2 separate regions of the Mus musculus genome follow, and region 1 is linked to region 2. A link is a contact called in ENCODE Hi-C or POLR2A ChIA-PET data. All regions are on one chromosome and are shown on one strand. Each heading gives the region's core, a stretch centred on a gene start or an enhancer-like site at or near the end of the contact. The rest is flanking DNA. Distances are from core to core; before and after follow the strand shown. Region 1 holds the start of Pnpla6 (patatin-like phospholipase domain containing 6). Region 2 overlaps Insr (insulin receptor).

Region 1 (5,887 bases), core at 3,325-5,824, 290 kb after region 2:
CAGTATTCTCTTGGGTACCTCCACTCTGCTAGTCTGGGTCGGTGTCATTCGCTACCTGACATTTTTCCACAAGTACAACGTGAGTGTCCTGTGCCTGAGCCCCACCTGGGCAGTATCTGCCCCACGCCTCTCAAATAAACCCAAACACACAAAGCAGTCACTAGTTCCTGCCAATCAGTGACTCATCACAACACTTTCTTTGCTTGCTTGCTTGCTTTTTTCTTTATTAATTAAAAAAACACTTTTTGAGACAGGGTGCCTCTGTGTAGCCCTTGCTACAGTAGTATTAGAACTCGTTCTGTAAATCTGGTTGGGTTCGAATTCAAAGATCTGGCTCCCTCTGTCTCTCAAGTGCTGGCCCTAAAGACATGTGCCTAGCTTTTTTGTTTTGTTTTGTTTTTGGTTTTTAAGACAAAATCCTTTGTAGCCCTGCTTGGCCTTCCTATCTAGTTAAGGATGACCTTGAACTTCAGATCTTCAGTTCCTTGGGAACTTCACCTCCCAAGTGCTGGAATGACAGCTGTGTGTCATTATGTAGTGCCAGAGATTGAACTCAAGTCTCTGTGCATACTACACACTCTACAATTGAGCTATATCACCAAACCACAGATCTCTTTCTTATACCCACCTACCACAGACACACGAGTCTTTGTACCTGGGCAGGACCACGGGAGCCTGTCCCATCCAGCTGAGTCCAGCTGTGGTATGTTCTAGACTCCTCCCAGCTGGGTCCTGCCCTGTCTAATCTCTGAGCAGCCCTTCTGACCACATTGGTGAGGCCTTCCCTGCCATCTGAGAGCTAGTTGGTTTGTGGCCATTGCTTTCATTGTGGTCCCCTTGCCCTTCTGCAGATCTTGATTGCCACGTTGCGAGTGGCACTGCCCAGTGTCATGCGTTTCTGCTGCTGTGTGGCTGTCATCTACCTGGGCTATTGCTTCTGTGGCTGGATCGTTCTAGGGCCCTACCATGTGAAGGTATGGGATACTGGGGGCTGTGGGTGTTTGTTGAATTACCATCAAGGGACTTTGTATTTTTTTTCATTTGTATAAGTAAATGTGCTTGTGTGTGTGTGTGTGTGTGTGTGTGTACGTGTATGTACTCTGTATACACATGTATGTGAAAGCCACAGGTCAGCCTTTACTATCATTCTAAAAATTCATTCACCTAATAGGTTTGTTTTGTTTCTAGACAAGGTCTCACAGTGTAGCCTTGACTATCCTGGAATTCACTGTACAAGTCAGGCTAGCCTCAAATTCACAGACATGCATATGTCTGCCTCCAGAGTGCTGGGATTAAAAGCAGGTGGCAAAATATCCACACAGGGTCTAATTGGCCTGTAGCTCATGATTAGGATAAATTAGCTGGCCTGTGAGCTCCAAGGGATCCTCCTGTCTCCACCTCCCCAGTGCTGGGATTACAAGCTTTCACACCCAGGTTTTTATGTAAGTGCTGGGGATCAAACTTGAAACCTCATGCTTTCTAGTCAAGAACTTTACCAGCTGAGCCGCCTGCTATGCACCCTGTAGCAGTTTTGTGTTCTGTCCCTTCAGACCCTCAATGCTCCTGACGTTGACTCTACAACTTGGTCATTCTTGTGGTCACTGATGACTGTCTTGTTTGTGTTACTCCACCTGTCAGCCCCTCTGAGGAACCAGCCCTTGACCCTGTGACCTTTCTGTTGACTCCATGACCTTGTATTGATATGATGACCCTCAGATGGGCCCAGTTGCCATCTTCCTGCCCACTGACCCCTAGTGAGCCCAACAGCCCCCCCCCCACTCATGTATCTTCTCACCTACCTCACTGCCTACAGTTCCGCTCGCTGTCCATGGTTTCTGAGTGTCTGTTCTCACTCATCAACGGAGACGACATGTTTGTGACGTTCGCGGCCATGCAGGCCCAGCAGGGTCACAGCAGCCTGGTGTGGCTCTTCTCCCAGCTGTACCTCTACTCCTTCATCAGCCTCTTCATCTACATGGTGCTGAGCCTCTTCATTGCACTCATCACCGGCGCCTATGACACCATCAAGGTCAGCCATCTCTACCATCTCCTCCCTGGGAGTCCTGGCTTCCCCTTCCCCTCCCCTGAACATTTTCAGCCCTGAGTTCCAAGAGTCGCCTGGCTTCACAAAGTTGTCCTGGCTTCACAATAGTTGGAACAGGTAAGACTCAGAAGCTATATAAAGTCCAAAGGAAGAGTGGCCAGGAACTGGGTTTGGAGTAGTTGGGGTTGTTTGAGTCATCCTGGAAGAGTAGCCTAGGATGTACCATAACTGGATTCAGTTGGATGGGCAGGAAGGGACGGGCTCCCATGGTCCCTCATGGGTACAAAAATGTGCCAGTATTTTCTCTCTCTCTCTCTCTCTCTCTCTCTCTGTGTGTGTGTGTGTGTGTGTGTATGTGCCCCCCCTCTGTGTGTGTGTGTGTGTGTGTGTGTGCGTGTGCATGCATGTTACATGTATCAGAGGACAAACCACAGGAATTGGTTCTCCTCCTTCACTGTATGGATCATAGATCTGAACACAAGTTACCAGCTTTGCAGCAAGTGCCTTTACCTGCCACACCATCTCACTGGCTTCCTCCCTCTCTCATACCATCTTTTATTAAAAACCATTTACTTATTTAGGGGTGAGAGGAGGTTGTGCACAGCACAGTGTGTTTGGAAATTAGAGACGACTTGTGGAAATCAGCTCTCTTCGTCCACCATGTGGAGTCATCAGGTTTGATGGCAAAACTTTTATTTCCCCTCTGAACCTTCTCACATGTCTGTTAAGATCTTTCCTTTGAGAGTGAGCTTGAACGTCTGCCCAGTGTCCACCACCTGAGAGCTGGGCTTATAGATAGATGCATACTATCACCTCCATTGTATGTGGTCCTGGGGGTAGCAATCAGGACTTCCTGCATACTATGCAGTCACTCTACCAGCTGAGACACACATTCAGCTTAGGGGCTTTTTCAAGACCACCCTAATACCCAACTACAGCAGGGACAACAGGGTCCCCCTGTACAACCCTCCATGTTTCCTCTATACCTATTGCTACTTGCTGTCCATACACAGACCATTCATATTCCTCACTATCACTAGATAGACAATGACCACTTGATTCTCCTTGATACCCAGCCCCCCAGACTCCTTACAAGATGTTTGCTGGGTAAATTCTGCCTCCCTGCTACCCCACAGTCCTCTGTGCTCTCATCTAGGAAACTACAGCCTGCAGGAATGCTACTTCTTCTTTGTACCCTATAAGACACCACACACATACACATGCACACACACACAAGGCAAATATACATAACTATCCAAAAGTCAGTGCAGCTAGGTGGCTGCTTGGGACATTCCCTTCATCTCTTGAGAATTCTAGATTGAGGAGATGGGAGCCCGAGGAAGAGCATACTTGTAGAAAGGAACATCCAAAGACTGGGAGGCAGAAAGGACCTGGAGAAATAGCAGTGGTGCCAGGAAGTCACAGGGAGAATGTTCGGGGACTCTGCCTCATTCTGAGGCACTGGCAGTGGATGTGTGCACTCTTTCCCACATGGATAGAAGCTCTACCACAGGTACATTACTGTCACCCAGGCCCTAAGCAGCCACACTGAGTCTCGCTGCAACACTTGGATATCACGCAGGACCCGTGGATGCAGGAGTTCAGGCCTTATGCCCACTAACTCTTTTACACTGTTCCAGCTGAGATGCTGGGTTACTAAATACCAGTCTAGGCTTCTGGCCCGCAGCAGAAGGCACTGAACCAATGAGCCTGAGACCTGCGGCCACATCCGGGGATAGGGAAGATTTCTACAGTGAAGCAAGCCACAAAGCAAAGGTCCAGAAATGAGACCCAGAGTGGTCACATCAGAGCAACAGCAGGATGTCCAGTTGGCCGGACCTAAAGAGCACTAGAGGTCAGGACCATCTTTCATGCTGAGTTCGGGGAATCGTCTCTTTCCAGCACCCAGGAGGTACTGGCACAGAGAAGAGTGAGCTCCAGGCCTACATCGAGCAGTGCCAGGATAGCCCCACATCTGGCAAGTTCCGTCGTGGCAGTGGCTCAGCTTGTAGCCTTTTCTGCTGCTGTGGAAGGTTGGAGCCCCAGATCTGGGTTGTGGATTGATTAGAGGCTGGGGGAAGAAGTGTGTGCCAGAGAGACTGGGTGCCTCTTTTTTCCATTTCTCTCTTCCAGGGACTCCCCGGAGGACCATTCGCTGCTGGTGAACTGATCCAAGATGATTGCCACTAGACTTTATCCCCATGTACTGCTGGGACCCCAGCTTATTTATTTTTAGAATTTGCTTTAAAAGATCTGCGTCTGACAGGCCTTGTGAGGGCTTGGGCTGATCGAATCGGACACAGGGGAAAGGGAGGGCATGTAGGGCGGCTGTTAAATAAAAGGGAATGTAAATGCGGTGGTCTAATTTGTAACAGGTGAGGCAGCCCTTTCATAAATCGTCAGCTCCTTTAAGAGGCCGCCACACTAGGCATGGCTGGCGCAGTGCGACCTTCCAAGCATGGCGGGAGGCGGGGATGGGGCGTGTCCTGCAGCGGAATAATTTAAAGGTGCCGCGTCTGAGGCAGCGGGCAGAAAACTAGGGGTGTTGGCCGAAGCTGGGTGGACCTGGTTGCAGCTCCTGAATGGTACGAGTTTCCATCGACCGAGCAAAGGTGTCCCTTCGAGGACTGTTAGAGAGCTTCAGCTTTGCCCCGGATCGATTTGTCCTGATTCCGGGTAGGTCCCGACTTTTTGATGCTCCAATACCACCCCACCCCCATTCCTAAGTTCCTTGTCCCGGTGTTTCCGCATCGGTAGTCAGATGCGACCTGGAGTACGGAATGGAAGTAGTCAATCTAACAATTTTCCAGGTAACATCTCAGGGCCCTGCGATCCTTCTAAATTCCCATTAATAATAGTCTAAAGGCATCAGAAAGATCTCCAGCGTCCCAGGAGAGTCCCGGTAGCGTTCCTACCTTCCCCGGTATCTTCCTGGAAGCTCCTAGACTCCTAAGTAGTTATGTGTATCTCCGGATCTCAGTAACTTTCCAGTGCGTCGTTCCTCCTACCCTCCCCCAATTCCGGCGTCCCTGGTTACACATCCTGCATCATTTCACTAATCCCAGGGATGCTCCGCACCGCGAGACCCGGTAACTTTCCTTTTACGTGACAGTTAAATCTCCAAGCCCGAGCCTATAACACTTTGGGAGCTCATCTTACTCCGATGGCCCTAGAGCCCCCTTTTCAATAGATTGCACAGCAGTGCTTCCAGTGCACGCCCCAGCTTCCTTGATGGGCCCAGGCTTGGGTCAGGAGCCCAAAGTCCAATTGTCCCTCAGCCTCCTGGCTTACAGGTCCTGGTTTCTTCTGGAGTGAGACATCGCGTCTTTACAGGGTGTAGGAAGGGGTCTCGCCTAAGGGTTGGTTAATCAAGAGTAGTCAGACATACGGAAGGCCAGGCTAAGGAAGGAACCACTGCCAGAAGAGATCATGGCTTAAGGGCACCTGCCAGCGAGCTGCTGACTGTGGGTGCCAGGACGGCTACCCTTTTGGCCACAGGGTGCAGATGAAAACGTTACGGAGTCTGGTCCGCCTTATGCATAAGTGAAGTAGGACAAAGAGCTGGGGGCTGGTCTCATCCCTTGATCTGGGCGGGGAAATCAACTTGCCCCTATCCTTCTGTCTAGCAGTACCCCTCTAGACGCTCTCACCCCAACCCCGGCGAATGGAGGAGTCACTCCAGCCAAAGGTATCTAGGGGGCGTGGCTTGTGAGACGAGCTAGGGGTAAGGAGCCTGTAGGCGCTGCTGGGTAGGCTTGATTGACATCTTGTTCTGGTCCCTTTTGCTCCTCGATTTCCAGGACTGCAGGCTACAAGACCTGCTACCTAGTCCGAAACAATCGA
Region 2 (5,804 bases), core at 2,549-5,048:
TCACTGAGCCTGGAGCCAGGCTGGAAGCCAACAAACTGCAGGGATACTCCTATGTCCAGACCCACGGCACCAAGGTTACAGGCTGGCATATGGCCACTCAATCCTTTTTACTAAGTGCTAGGGATTCAAACTGAGATCTCAGGCTTGGGCTTTTACCCACTGAGCCATCTCTCCAGCCTTCCCTCTTTATCTTGTCTCTTTCTTTCTGTGTTAGGAACTACACCACAGCCTTGTGCCAAGGCTGGTGGGAACAGGATACCTGGAACCAACAGGGTGAGGACAGGTGAGATACTCTTGAGAAGTTGGCAGAAAAGTACTGAGTAACAGTTATAAAGTTGCAAATCATATGGGGAAGGGGGGGAGGTGCAGAGAGGGGGTGAATACAGATAACACTAGAGGCTGTCCATTTGAGAAAGCTATAAAGGGGAGAAATGGATTGGGGACTAATAAGCCCACCCCTACCCAGGCAGAGATGCTATGCGCAGTTGATGACTGCTGGTGCGAGGAAAGTTGGGAGTTTGGTTATTTTGTTTCCATTTGTTTTACTTTGTTTTCAGGTTCTAGTAGACAGGCCTCACACCCATACACATCCTGAAAGCACTTGCTGGACTCTGTGGATTTAAAACAGAGAATATGAAGTTTGAAGGGAGATGCAGAGAAGAGTTGTGGGTGAATATGACTGAAATATACTTCATGACAGATGAAATTTTCAAAAATATTTAAATTGTAATATATAATTAAAGAGAATTTATAATTAAAAAGAATTATAAAGGAGAAATAGTTGAGATACAGTTCGGTTTGTTCTTCTGGATTTTGTTCTACTTTCTTTGCAATGATGCTGAAGATGGGTGCCAGGGCTCCGTACCTACTAAGCTACTGTTTTAGCCCAAGGAGCTAAGTGTGTCATTCGCATCCAAACACTGAACAGTGTATGCAGACATCAGAACATCAGATGGGTCATAGGAGGGACTGCTTGCTATTCTAGCACTGGTAAGATAAGGAAGGCCTGCCTCAGCTACACGTAAGAACCTGTCTCAAAAAAAAAAATTATGAGGTTCTTTTGTGATCACTACTGTTAGCCCTAGAAGCTCAGCAAAGAGCCACAGAGTGCACTTCAGTAATGGCTGTCTTCTTCCATGCACCATTTAATAAATTGTTCTCATGTCATTTGACAAATGTGAATCAAGCACATAGCATGCTGGGTGTTGTCATACACAGACCAATAAAGGACAGACCATAGGTAGTACAGCACTGCCACCCATGACCTCTAGAACCAAGGTCTAGTTCTGTTCTCCCATTGGCCTACACTCACTTCTGTGGGACACAGGCTTGAGGTGGGGAGGTTGAGAATCTCTTGGGGCAGGAACTGTGGTTCAACTGGCAGACAGCATACGGAGCCCTGGGTTCCGTGGTGGTACAATCTCAGCACTCTGGGGGCTGAAGCAAGAATATCAAGGTCGGTGTGGCTACAAAGTAATTTGGAAGTCAAAGTGTGGACTTCATGAGATGGTATCATAAAACACAGAACAGGAACATAACCAGAGGAAGAGGAGAGAGGAGGAGGAAGAGGAGGAGGAGAAGACTAGAAAGCAACAAGAGGAAAGAAGCAAATGAAAAGGAGAGAGGAAGAAAGAATAGAGGATGAAGAAAAGAAAAGGGGATAAGAAGGAGAAGTAAAGTGCAAGCAAGTAGCCAGAGTGTTTGTTTCTGTCAACTCAACACAAGCTAAGATCATCTGGGAAGAAGGAACCTCAGCTAAGAAAAGTGTTTCCATCTGATTGGCCTGTAGGCAAGCCTATGAGGTTTATTTCTTAAATAAGGATTGATATGAGAGATTCCCAGTCACCATAGGCACTGTTATCCCTGAGCAGGTAGTCCTGGGTATAAGAAAGCAAGTTGAACAAGTCATTAATCAGCACTCCTCCATGGTCTCTGCTTCAGGTCTTGCTTCAGGTTCCTGCCTTAACTTGGAAGTAAAAGGTGAAATAAGCCCTTTCCTCCCCAAGTTGCTTTTGATCATGGTGTTTATCACAGCAACATAAACCAAACTAATAAAAAGAGTAAATCTTCTTGCACGAATTCTTTTCCCTGTGTGTGCCTTGTGACTGCAACATCCTCTTAACGAATCCAGTCAGAAATGTTTCAAATAGCCAGGCAGTGGTGGTGCACGCCTTTAATCGCAGAGGTATGCAGATCTCTGTGAGTTTGATGCGACCATGGTCTACAGAGTTCCAGGACAGCCAAGGCTACACAGAGAAACCCTATCTTGAGAAATACTTCTCCCCTCAAAAAAAAAATTTTTTTTCAAATAGTCTTACCAGTAATACCTGGATAACCCAACACTGGCTTCCAGGTAGGATGTGTTGGGAAAGGCAAGGTATTTACATATTTTCTTCCCCAACAATAACAATTCACTTTAGAGACATTAAAACGTCACTGTTGTAATAAGAAAAGGAAGAAGGAAAGAAGAAAGAAAGAAAGAAAGAAAGAAAGAAGGAAGGAAGGAAGGAAGGAAGGAAGGAAGGAAGGAAGGAAGGAAGGAAAGTGAGCACTGAGATGACTCAGCCAGTGAGGGGCTTGCTGCCAAGCGTGACAATCCCTGAAACCCACAAGGTGGAGGAACTGAACTGAGCCTGACTCTCAAAAGTTGTCCTCTGGCCTCCAAAAGCTCTCTCTGGCACATGCATGCCCTCCCAACACAAATAAATAAATGTGATTTTAAAAAAAGATAAAGAGTTGTACAGATATAAAGTGTAACTGGATCAGGAGGAAAAACACGTGAAGAAAGACCACTGTAGTGATAGGCAGTAGAATTTCAATTTCTTAATTTGCATTGTCAAGGAGGCAGAGACAGAGCAGCTCTATGGAGTCAACCTGCTCTCCTGTCACATGGATTAGGTTCTCAGACATGTATGACCAGCAACCTTAACTGCTGAGCTACCTCAACAGCTCCAAACGAGGAGATTTTTGCAAGTGGATTAACATATTCTATTCGTGTTAATTTCCTAGTTCTGATTGTTGTGCCATCCTTGTATAAAGAGTTTTCTTGTTAGGAAACACACTCAAGAAGTAAGGGACACGGTTATTGTCACAGACGCCAGCAACACAGAAAAAAACTAATGCTTGCATAGGAATAGAGTGCAGAAATTAAAAAACAAGTAGAGTAAAAATGTCAGCAACTCACTCCCAGTCATCCAATTCCTACTTTTCTTTAAGTCCAAAACTACATGGCACGCCTGCCAAACCAACTTCTGCAAGTTTTCATCTGAAACACACACATGCACGCACGCACGCGCGCGATAAATGTGTTTTAACTGCATCAAAAAGAGCAACCCCTTGCCTAGAGCAAAGGCTAAATACTACAGTAGCAGAAGACACAGACCAGCTTTGCACTGTAAACAAATAACCAGTCCACAGAAATGCATTTCGACACCCGCCCCTCCCCACGTTGCTTTGCTTCAGGTGTTAAACCTTGTGCTTTCCTCGACAAACTACAGATGTGAAACAAAAAACAAAAACAAAATTTTAATGTCTCCACACCACTACACATACTTTATGACATTTCTTTCCAAAGCCTGATGTTGAGAGAGAGAGAGAGAGAGAAAGATTTATGCTCCCAAACATCATCACTGCTTTTCAGAAATTTCCAAATAGGAACAGTTGTGTCTTTTGGCTGAGAGCCTCTCAACTCTGCCGCCCTGAAGGTGAGATTTAGAAACGCCTTAAAATCATGTATTTGGTTTCCATTCCAAGCCTTTCTCTCCCTCACTGGGCCCCTGACCTCTGATGTTCGAGTCCCCCAAAGCCAAATCCCTCCCCTTTGGAATCTAGTAACTGATTTAATAGCCCTGAATTTTGACAGTTTGGGGTCAGCAGCAAGCCCTTATGAACTTGTATCCATCCTAGAACTAGAAGACGACCCTTTCCTATTCCAAAACAATAGGAGCATGATAGGCGCACGCGCGTTGGAGTCAGCTTTGGTTCTCGATGCAGGTCTTAGCAGACTGCAGGGTAGAAGACAGGAATATGGAAGAGTGAGAGGAGATGAAAGGGGGGGGGGGAAGAAAGGAAGCAGGGGAGGAAGGAAGAGAGAGAGAGAGAGAGAGAGAGAGAGAGAGAGAGAGAGAGAGAGAGAGAGAGAGAGAGAGAGGCGCGCAGGGGTAGGGGTGGGAGAGAGGATGTGTTTTGTGTGGGTGCGTGCAGCCGGGGTCGAAGTTCTGTTCCTACAAACAACGTGCCCGAAGACGGAGTATGCAAATGAAGGGTGCGGCTTGGCCGCTCGAAGCCCCTCCCACCGTGAACCAAGGCGACTGAGCAACACAAAAGCGTGCCTCACTCCGCTCCTCTGGATTCCAGGTCCGGTGGTAGCGGCCGCAGCGCCGCCCTCCGGCTCAGCCAATGGGCGGGCGTGCTGCGGTGTACTGGCTCCGCCACCCGTAGTGCGCGGGGCTCTGGGCTCCCTATTCTTCAGCTGGGACAGCCACCAGTGTCTGTCCCACCCACCCCCGAGAGCCTCTCCTAGGTTCAGGCCTTACGGGATCGCCCTGGAAGGCACACAATCTTGCAAACTTAAGTTTTGCAAAAAGGCGACGCTAAGAATGCAGAGTGCAAAATGTATCCATCGGGTGGTGCGGGGCGCTGGGCATGTGTCCAGGAAGAGATCTGGTCACCGCGTGGCAAAGCCCGGGAAGCCCGGGACGCCCGGGACACCCTGGCCCCAGACCTCAACTGGAGAGATGCCAGAGAAGGGCAGCGGCTCAGCCGGATCACACAGTAGGATCCCCTTTGTGGAACTGGATGGCAAGGGAGCAAGAAGCTAGTGTCTTCATCTGCTCAACACCCAGAAAACCAACAAGCGCAGGCATAGGTGCATTCTTTAAATAGACTGACTGAGGCTGGAGGTAGAGCTCAGCGGTTACTCAGGAAGTTCTGAATTCTAATGCCAGCACTAGAGGCTGTCTTTGCATCAAGGTTCTTTGATTTGAATACTGCACACTAGCTCAGTCCACGCTTCTTGTTTTCTTGACTCCAGTACACTAAAGAAGAGTGAAGGGAAGTTGTGCAATTAGCAGATCCTTCAGTTTGTGTGTGTGTGTGTGTGTGTGTGTGTGTGTGTGTGTGTAAATGGCTCAATAGATCAAGTGCTTGCTTGCCATGCAAGCATGAAGACCTGGCTTTAGAGCTCTAAAATGGACCAACAAAAGCCAACAGTACTAGTTTGTAATCTCAGGGCGGAGGTTGAGATCAGTGGATCCCTAGAAAGTGTTGGCTGCGTAGTCTTGCCAAAAGGGTGAGCTTCGGGTTCAGTAAGAGACACATGAAGGAGGAAGGCAAAGGACATTGAACTCTGGCCTATACACAAGTGGGGCACACAAAACACACTGTGTATGCAGTGTGTGCGTGTGTGTGTATGTGTATGTCCCACATATATTCCATTTACTGTACATAGTTGATATGATCTTACTCACTAAATATTAAAATATCTCTCCCCTTTAGATGTGAGAAAATAAAACAATAGCTAATTCATTAAAGTCGGCTCACCCAGAACTCAAACTCAGGCCCCCTGAAGGGACTAACTGGTGGTTGTTATCACTGAGTTATTTCCAATGGATTATGCTCAAGTGTTTCCCAGAAGGGAAGAATAATACAAGATATGCCAATGCATGAATCACCAGAACCCTCGAACAGTTCAGAGCTGATGAAAGGCAAAGTCCAAAGTTAAACTTGAGGAGGACAAATCTTGATCCACTGAGGGGAGAGGAGGGGAGGGGATGGGAGGGGAGGGGAGGGGAGGGGAAGGGAGG

Evidence for each region. Hi-C counts contacts between places; a loop is a spot of excess contacts on that map. ChIA-PET counts read pairs that join two places held with the same protein, here RNA polymerase II (POLR2A).
Region 1: a loop to region 2 is called in a map of heart, with 3 times the contacts of the local background. The contact joins the promoter of Pnpla6 here to the enhancer-like site in region 2. A Hi-C loop is called at or near these places in 1 of 37 maps with a recorded cell type or tissue (heart). POLR2A ChIA-PET finds 5 or more read pairs at or near these places in 1 of 5 experiments (embryonic stem cell).

Annotation. Positions count from the first base shown.
Region 1 is chr8:3,510,837-3,516,723 of GRCm38, forward strand. It overlaps Pnpla6 (patatin-like phospholipase domain containing 6), which reads left to right and starts at 4,575. Exons shown (of 35, transcript NM_001122818.3): 1 at 4,575-4,720; 2 at 5,674-5,732; 3 at 5,845-5,887. The coding sequence starts at 5,709. Mcoln1 (mucolipin 1) reads left to right here. Exons shown (of 14, transcript NM_053177.1): 10 at 1-79; 11 at 852-974; 12 at 1,814-2,029; 13 at 3,947-4,077; 14 at 4,178-4,396. The coding sequence ends at 4,214.
Region 2 is chr8:3,216,838-3,222,641 of GRCm38, forward strand. All of the region lies in intron 2 of Insr (insulin receptor), which reads right to left. Among named protein-coding and RNA genes, the nearest start is that of Insr, 60 kb to the right of the region's middle. Within about 2 kb of position 3,799, at least 1 of the 3 ENCODE cell types and tissues checked has a DNase peak (open chromatin) inside an H3K27ac peak, as active enhancers do; it is heart, where a contact is called at or near this core.